Regions from separate parts of the Homo sapiens genome. Here region 1 is linked to region 2. The links are chromatin contacts, found by Hi-C or POLR2A ChIA-PET in ENCODE. All regions are on one chromosome and are shown on one strand. Each heading gives the region's core, a stretch centred on a gene start or an enhancer-like site at or near the end of the contact. The rest is flanking DNA. Distances are from core to core; before and after follow the strand shown.

What was found. Hi-C counts contacts between places; a loop is a spot of excess contacts on that map. ChIA-PET counts read pairs that join two places held with the same protein, here RNA polymerase II (POLR2A). Pooled maps may share reads with other maps.
Region 1: a pooled map shows a loop between it and region 2 (2.2-fold over the local background). The contact joins two enhancer-like sites. A Hi-C loop is called at or near these places in 2 of 50 pooled maps. POLR2A ChIA-PET finds 5 or more read pairs at or near these places in 4 of 52 experiments (A673, GM12878, HEK293 and 1 more).

The regions. Positions count from the first base shown.
Region 1 is chr6:110,587,121-110,591,575 of GRCh38, reverse strand. It overlaps LOC105377941 (a long non-coding RNA gene), which reads right to left. Exons shown (of 4, transcript XR_942866.3): 4 at 2,480-2,697. Among named protein-coding and RNA genes, the nearest start is that of SLC22A16, 110 kb to the right of the region's middle. RefSeq lists an enhancer at 654-713. Within about 2 kb of position 1,560, at least 3 of the 41 ENCODE cell types and tissues checked have a DNase peak (open chromatin) inside an H3K27ac peak, as active enhancers do.
Region 2 is chr6:110,679,711-110,684,201 of GRCh38, reverse strand. The region is part of intron 2 of CDK19 (cyclin dependent kinase 19); the gene reads left to right. Among named protein-coding and RNA genes, the nearest start is that of CDK19, 130 kb to the left of the region's middle. Within about 2 kb of position 1,672, at least 7 of the 41 ENCODE cell types and tissues checked have a DNase peak (open chromatin) inside an H3K27ac peak, as active enhancers do.

The sequences.
Region 1 (4,455 bases), core at 311-2,810, 93 kb after region 2:
GGCCTAAGGTGAGCCCCCAAATGCCAGTTTACCGGTTCACTGCCCTGGTTCTCAAGGGGGTGCTGAGACCCATCAAAGGAGACAGCAGGTCAAACTAGGAGAGAAGGATGGTCTGCTTCCCCCTCAGGTTTCCATTTGTTCCATGCAGCAGTTGAGTTCCCATGCATACTTCTGTTTGAACAAAGGGTTCCTCCATTTTAAGAAGTGTTACATATGTTTTGGCAGTTGTGTGCAGCTTTATAATTGCCTTTCTGGGAGGGGACATGTTTATCTTCTCACCCCATCATGCCAGAAGTGAATGTTCAATTCAATTCTTGTTTATAGTTTCCACCTCTCTATTGAGACTCCCTGTCTGTTGAGTCATTGTCATTATAGTTTTCTTTAATTATTTGAACATATATGTAATAGCTGCTTTGAAGTCTTTGCTGAAACTAACTTCTGGGCCCACGCAGGGTCAATGAGTACTGCTGGTCCCTCATCTGAACCTCATATCTCAGGGTTCAGTCAGCACATTCACTTCCTGTGGTCAAAACTTCGTGGGAGACCACATCATTGTTCATAACCACTTTTAAAATTCATCATGAGAAATCCCTGTCCAAGGAGAGAAACCTCTGATGATGGAACAGCTGAGGAGAGATGACTCTGGGCTGAGAAAGAAGTATTAAGCAGGGCTGGGTGGCCTGGCTTGGTGGTCCGGGCCTTCTGGAGGCACTGCAATGCTGGGCATCTCCAGGAAGAAAGAAGACCCCTCCCACTAGCACTTCTTCCTCTTGCCAGCAGAGAGAGAGGATGCAGCGGGCCTGGACTCAGAACATAGGAGCTGGAAAGACACAAGACTCTCTGGCTTCAAGCTCAAGAGCTGATGAATTCATCCCACAGTCAGGATGCCATGGGGGCCTGGGATGGGTTAGACATACCTAACTCCTCAGCCAGCTTCTGGTCCCCTATTGTGCTTGTGTCCACCTTGTATACATCTGCCTCGGCCTTTCCTTTCCTGTCCTTTCGTGGCTGACCCCCACCGCCCCTGCATCTAACAACTCTATTTAGTTAAACACTGCCTATATTCTATCTGTTTATAGTAGAGGCCCTCAGCCTGGGAGCTACTTGTGAATATCTTCTCTTTGATCTATTGACAGCATAACCCTCAGAGAGTCATGTTATTTCTCACATTTCCAGCTCCCGAGGGCCTGTGTTTGCGTATCTGGGTACAGAGAAATTCCCCATCTTGATGGCGAGCTCTGGAGGGCACAGCACAGCTCTGGTCAGGAAGATCTGGGTCCCAGCCCCTCCCTGGTGCATGGTGTGTATGCCCCTCGGTGAGCTCTTTGGAGCCCAGTGTGTATTAAACTGTGAAAGGAAGACCACAGGGCTCATGCCAGGGCAAAATGAGCTAAGGATCATCCAGCATCCAGCTAAGATGTTATTGACAAACATGATCACCTTTTCCTGTCTCTTCATGGCAGGGGCCTTATTTCCCGTGCACCCCTACATCATCTAGCCCAGTTCCTGGTTCTCAGTTGCTGCTCAGTAAATATTTATTAGGGGAATTACCTGATGCTGGTCTCTTCTGCTTTTTTAATTGGTGGCTTTCACATTGTGTTCAGTGCAGTTTTAGGAGTTCTGACGAGGTGCCTGAGGGCCCAAGTGGGCCAGGGTGGGTGAAGCCAGCAAGGGTAGGTGAGAACTGATAAGAGTGGACAGTGGGGGAGTGGGATGAGTTGGGCTCTAGGCCTGCCCCTATGTTCACACTGCTAGTTTGCATTTAAATTGGTATAGGAATAATATTTTCTTCCTTGAAGAAGGAATTCTGTGATTTAAAGTTTGAAAATAGGCTGGACATGGTGGCTCACGCCTGTAATTCCAGTACTCTGGGAGGCCGAGGTGGGTAGATCACCTGAGGTCAGGAGTTCAAGACCAGCCTGACCAACATGGTGAAACCCTGTCTCTACTAAAAATACACACAAAAAATTAGCTGGGCATGGTGGCACACACCCATGATCCCAACTACCCAGGAGGCTGAGGCAGGAGAATCACCTGAACCCAGGAGGCTGAGGTTGCGGTGAGCCGAGATCACACCACTGCATTCCAGCCTGGGTGACAGAGCAAGACTCTGTCTCAAAAAAAAAAAAAAAAAAAAAAAAAAGTTTGAAAATAACTGCCTATGCTTTGAATAGTTTAGAGGAGGAATTTAATTTTATGAATGATGCAAATGTCTATCTCCATCTTCATTGTCCCAAACATTAGCCATTACAATTAAATTAAAAACTCAGTTCTAAGTTCTTCAGCCACACTGTTCATATTTCAAGTACTCAGCAGCCACATGTGGCTACTGGCTACCACTTTGGGCAGCACAGATATGAACATTCTTATCATTAGGTAACTGCTCAATGTGTTCATCTTGCCTACTACCCAGAGAGAGCAGATTTTTCAAGACAGGGGAATGGCAAAAGAGAAGGAGTTTAATACACAGAGAACTGGCTAAAGGGGAGATGGGAGTTTTATTATTACTCAAATCATCCTCCTCGAAAATGTGGAAGCTAGGGTTTTGCAAGGATAGTTTGGCAGACAGAGGACTAGGGAATTGGTACTGCTGATTGGTTGGGGATGCAACCATCGGGGTGTGGAAGCTGGTCCTGGTGCACTCAGTTGGCTTCTGGGTGGGAGCCACGGAAGAGTTGCTGGTCCCGGTGGGTCCATCTGGTCAGAAAGGCAAAAGCTTGAAAAGACATCTCTAAAGGCCAATCTTAGGTTCTACAACAGTGGTGTTATTTACAGGAGTAATTGGGGAAGCTGCAAATCTTGTAACCTCTGGAATAATGGCTGGTAATCATTTAGCTATGCCTACATGGTAGCAGAGTTCAGGCCCCTCTCATTCTCCTAACCTGGTGAGCTTCGATTAGTTTTACAAAGGTGGTTTAGTTTTGAGGACTATTATCATTTAAACTATACATTTCTCCCAAAGTTAGCTTGCCCCACACCCAGGAATGACCAAGGGCAGTTTGGAGATTAAAGGCAAGATGGAATTGGTTAGGTCAGATCTCTTTCACTGTCATAATTTTCTGTTATAATTTTTGCAAAGGCAGCTTCAGTTACAGAAAGTTCTGTTAGACGTTTCTGGGTCTGTATTTTCTATTGTTTAAGTCACAGGACTTAGTAGACAGACAGTGGCTGTATTCCCTGTGCTGTAATATGTTTGTGGGCTTAAAGGGTAAGTTGAGTTGTCCATGGATGTAGGTTTGAATCCTATTTATTAACTTGCTATTAGCCTACCTGACTGGCTTTACATTCCCTCCTCTGTACCAGGGAGGTTCAGTCACATCAGAGGTTTCCATCTACTTTATCTCCGAGGGTCCCTGTGATTGTGTCTTTGTTCTCTTGGACCCACACCCATGATGGAAATGAACTGCTTTATTAGGTAATGATTGGCTTACCCTCCCACTTTTGTTAACGAAGGCTATTTATAACTACCAACAAAAACCCTTGATCAGCATACGATTATCAGAATTCTTATAGTGAGTTGAAGTAGTTCCAACCCAAACTTAGAAACAGGACATTATGGTTAGCTTAGCACCTTATCTCTAGTAATTGTACAGTTTCCATGTGGCATCTTTCAAATATTGAAAATAACTTATCAGTGTTGTTCCCTGTCTCTATTACTACCTTCTCCCACCCTTAGGTCTTGTTAGGACTGCTTAAAGTTTTTTTCAGGTTTTTAAAGAGATTCTAGGTCCAGGGAGTGAAAAGCTTTTGAAAAAATAAAGTTAACAGAGTTTATTTGAGTGAAGAACAATTTATGAATCAGGTGGCACTCACAACCAGAAGAGGTCCAGAGAGCTCCGCTCTATAACATGGGCAGTGAGTATTTAAGACAGGAAAATGCTTGATGAAAGCAGAAACAAGGAACAAAAAGTGCATTGGTTGTTTCAAAGTTACTTTCCTCGTAAGGGTTAAAGCAGAGGGGACTTCCTTATCATGCTGGCTAAAGCTGGCCAGTTTGGAGATTTGGCATTAATTATGTTTCTCTCCTGATTTCTTGTTTCAGTTTGGTGACATGAAACTTTAGCATGAGTGACTCCATTTTGGTTTGGTCTGATGGGGCCTAGTGCAGGAGCTCAGTCCAAATTAACGGCCTCCTATAAATGTTATGTAACAATAGTCTCCCATTTTGGTCAGGCTATCACCTAGGTGAGTGTGACCAAAACTTAGGGCACCAGTGTTACTCTCATTCACCATCATTCCCAGTTCTTGACCTCAACATGTCACTCATAGGTCCTGGTGACCTTGATATCATGCTTTTCTTTGATTTTTAAAAATCATTCCAATCACATAGAGACCATTTGCCATTCAACTAATGCTGCACGCAAACGTTTTAGACCTTTTGAGAGGGAGACTACTATTATGACTGTCAGGAAGATAATACCAAGAGTGTGGTGTATGCCCCTTAGCCAGGGCTCC
Region 2 (4,491 bases), core at 423-2,922:
TTTACTTAATGAATCAGTAAATGAGTTAGAATACCCCTCAGAATTCCAGGTAATTAAGATTTTACTTTGTAAACTCTTTGTTTTAGTTTGTATCTGTTTCATTTTTCATATTTAAATTGTGTATATTCAGAGTGCCCTTGATTTATAAGAAGTATATCCAATTTTCTCATGGGATATGTTAATAAAAGATTAAGGCTGGGCATGGTGGCTCATGCCTGTATTCTCGGCACTTTGGGAGGCTGAGGCAGGTGGATCACCTGAGGTCAGGAATTTGAGACTAGCCTGGCCAAGGTGAAACCCCATCTCCACTAAAAAAAAAAAAAATACAAAAAATGAGCTAGACATGGTGGCATGTGTCTGTGATCCCAGCTACTCGGGAGGCTGAGGCAGGAGAATCACTTCAACCCGGGAAGTGGAGGTTGCAGTGAGCTGAGATCACGCCACTGTACTCCAGCCTGGCAACAGAGTGAGACTCTGTCTCCAAAAAAAAAAAAAAAAAAGATTAAATACTTATACTAAAAAAGAATAGGTATGCTCTCATAGTCAAGGAGATGTGAATTTCTTATTTATCGCAAAGCTTACTTGGTTTCAGATATCTCTCTTAGACCAAGTACATGCAGAATTTAAAAGTCAGAGAGAAAATGAAACCAGATTGTTGAAAAATGGGAAAGGAAATAACTTTCATATAGCCATTTTATTATTATAGAAACTACTAAGTGGGTGTTTCATGGACTTTGGCAAGGAAATGCTGTGGCATTTTCCAACTCAGCCTCACTCTCTAAGTATCTCTGATGTCAAAGCTAACCGGAGTGGTTAGCATTGAAATTTTCACTTAAGTACAACAATGACAACAGCCACTGTTTATCAAGAACAATGCCAGGCATTCTACCTGGATTATCCGATTTACTCTTCATAACATTCTTGCAAATAGTGGTGGTTAAAAATGATAATAAAAGCTATAATTTGTCAAATGCTTAATTCGTTCCAAGCATCGTGCTATGTACTTTTTTTTTTTTTTTTTTTTTTTGGAGACAGTCTTGCTCTGTTGCCCAGGCTGGAGTGCAGTGGCACCATCTTGACTCACTGCAACCTCCGCCTCCTGGGTTCAAGTGATTCTCCTGCCTCAGCCTCCCGAGTAGCTGGGACTACAGGCGCCCACCACCATGCCTGGCTAATTTTTGTATTTTTAGTAGAGATTGGGTTTCACCATATTGGCCAGGCTGGTCTCGAACTCCTGACCTCAGGTGATCCACCTGCCTTGGCCTCCCAGAGTGCCAGGATTAGAGGTGTGAGCCACCGTGCCTGGCCCACTGTGCTGTGTATTTAATCTATTTATATTAATTTATTCTTTGTGGAAACTGTTTATGTTTGTAAGTAGACATCTTATTCTTCTATGAGATTCAGAAGAGTTAAGCAACTTGCCTTATGTCTTAACTGCTGCTAGTAAGACAGGATTCAAACTCAGCCTCTGATTCTAAAACCTATATTTTTTGCATTTTACTTACTGCCTCACTGTCATTTCAACTGGGTGGCAAAGGGGAACATTGACCTCCCTGGAGCTTATGACTGGTAACCAGGAAGTGTCACTGAAGTAAAATGAAGCAGAAGATTTAGGGCCACCTTGAACCAGAGCTGTGTTAGTCTGTACAGACCCCTTTTCAGAGTATGAGTGCCACCTGCTGGAAGGTTATGATGAATCTCATGTGTTTATAAAGAGCAGCTTCCAAAAGGCCTGTCGTAGGTGTGAAAGTGTCAACTTTCAAATACTAATTCTTAATTTACAGTTTTAGGAGTATTGGAACATTTTGGAATTAGGCAAATCTCCTATTTGCCATAAAACACCCTACTTCATTTACCTTCAGTTCTTTGGGAAGGGGAAAGAGGTGTTAAGACATTTTAAAAAATGATACTCAGTGCTTTCTAAAATAAAGTCGGTGATACTGTTCTCACTGAGGGGAAAGATTGATGGTCAAATGAATCACACTGTTACTTAAAAGAGATCAAAAAAGAATAGAAAATTGGATTTACTTTGAGATAAGTGAGTAATTGAAGTATAAGAGGATCTTTCCATTCAGAATGCCCTTGAAAAAGGAGTCAGGGACCCATGAGGGCATCATAGACTTGGAGAACAGAAAGTGAAAAGGGAAGAAAGATGTATACATAAAAATACGAATGGATTCTGGAATTTTTAGTCTAGTACAGACTCTCTAAATTGAGTCAGGATCTAGAGAAAGTTTAGAATTCTAACTGTAGATTATTTTACATTTAGGACAGTGAAAAGTGGACACTTTAAAAATAGCTACTTACATGCTTTGAAAGGAGCTCAGATAAAATATTGGCATGTTCATTGAACATTCTTCATTAGGCTCCAGTGGGATCATGTTACTATGCTGTGAGTATCTGGCATGGAAGATGTTATCATATAATATGAGACACAGGAAAATAATGGTCTACTTAATTGCTGTTTAAGTATGATTACACGTATTTGTAGTTGTATGATGTCATGTTGAACAAACATTTGTTAGACAAGAGATTAAAGTCCGTTGGTAAAATCTGATTTTGCCAAGAGATGGGGAAAGTACAAGTATGGCCATCTCCTTTCACTGTGTCCCTTCTCAGATAACCATGTAAAAAGAAGCTGAGATAGTATGATAGTGTCTTATTTTGGTAGGTGGATTTCTGGAAAGTTCTGTCTTCTGGTGTGTGTATGTATTTGTTTTTAAATTATAAGAGTAATGCTCATTGAAGAAAACTTGTAAAATAGAAAAAATAGAAATATAAATTATGCATAATCTCACACCCAGAAATAACTATTGTTAATGTTTTGGCATATTTCTGTTTGTTTTTTGTTTTTTTGAGACAGAGTCTCACTCTGGTGCCCAGGCTGAAGTGCAGTGGTGCGATCTTGGCTCACTGCAACCTCTGTCTCCCGGGTTCAAGCGATTGTCCTGCCTTAGTCTCTCGAGTAGCTGGGACTACAGGCATGCGGTACCACGCTCGGCTGATTTTTGTATTTTTAGTAGAGACGGGGTTTCATCGTGTTGGCCAGGCCAGTCGTGAACTCCTGATCTCAAGACATCAAGTGATCTGCCTGCTTCGGCCTCCCAGACTGCTGGCATTACAGGTGTGAGCCACCACGCCCAGCCCATTTTCTGTTATTTATATCTCTTTATATTTTATTTTATTTTATTTATTTATTTATTTTGAGACAGAGTCTCACTCTGTTGCCCAGGCTGGAGTGCAGTGGGACGATCTCTGCTCACTGCAACTTCTGCTTCCCAGGTTCAAGTGATTCTCCTGCCTCAGCCTCCTGAGTAGCTGGGATTACAGGCATATACCACCACACGTGGCTAATTTTTGTATTTTTAGTAGGGACGGGGTTTTGCCATGTTGTCCAGGCTGGCCTCGAACTCCTGGCTTCAAGTGATCTGTCCACCTCGGCCTCCCAAAGTGCTGGGATAACAGGTGTGAGCCACTGCACCCAGCCTGTGGTCCTTTTACATTATATCACAACGTTATAGTCTTTCCTCGAGTAATTAAAATATTTTAGTATATATATTTGAGGCTACAATATGTGGCTATTTACCATAATTTACTTATCAGTTTTCTTATTATTGAACATTTAGGTTGTTTACTGTTGTTGTTCATTTGTTTCTTTCAGTAAACAACAGTAGGAAAGTTAACTTCTTTGTTTTTTTCAGTAAACAGAGGTAGTGAATACACTCTTGTGTGATGTTTATCTAGAGCCTAGCATTTTCTTAGTAAACTGGCCTTGGACATAACTACTAATAAGGTTAATATCTGCTTCACTTGTGTTCCCCTGTGTCCCCTGTTCCTTTGTGTTATTTTCTTTAGGATTTTGTAGCACTTATTGTGCTCACAGCCCTTTCAGGAAATACCCTCATAGCACTCCTTTGCTCTTCGAATTATACACCAGGTTAAAGATCCCATCCTGAGATATTCAGAGCTGTGTTGCTGCTCTTTACCTCAAGCCAGCACTCTTATTCTTCTGGTAGAGTAGGTGCTAATTTAAAGAAGTCTTCCTTTTTAAGCCTAAAGTAAATGGAGCTTGTGGAGGCTTAGCGTCCCTGGAATAATTATTTTAGATATTGTCTATTCAATTTGTTGAAAACAAAATCATTTAAAACACCTTTTGAAAAAGAATAACTTATGAAAGGGTAGCAAAGTTTTATTAGGTTACAGGCCATTACTGGTTATTTTGTGAGTAAGAACCGGTTGAGTAGATTTAATTTATTTGACAAATATTTATTGAATGCTTATTATGTGCTAGGTACCATTTTATGCATTGGAGATATAAAGTCAACAAATACCTTTGCCTTCATGGAGCTTATATGTTAGTGGAGAGAGACAGACAATAAATAACATATAAACAGTTTCATGTCCATTTAATAGCTTCATGTCAGACAATAAACAGCTTCTTGTCAGTTTAAGTGACATATTTCTGTACAATGAGTATTAAATGATTGTTTT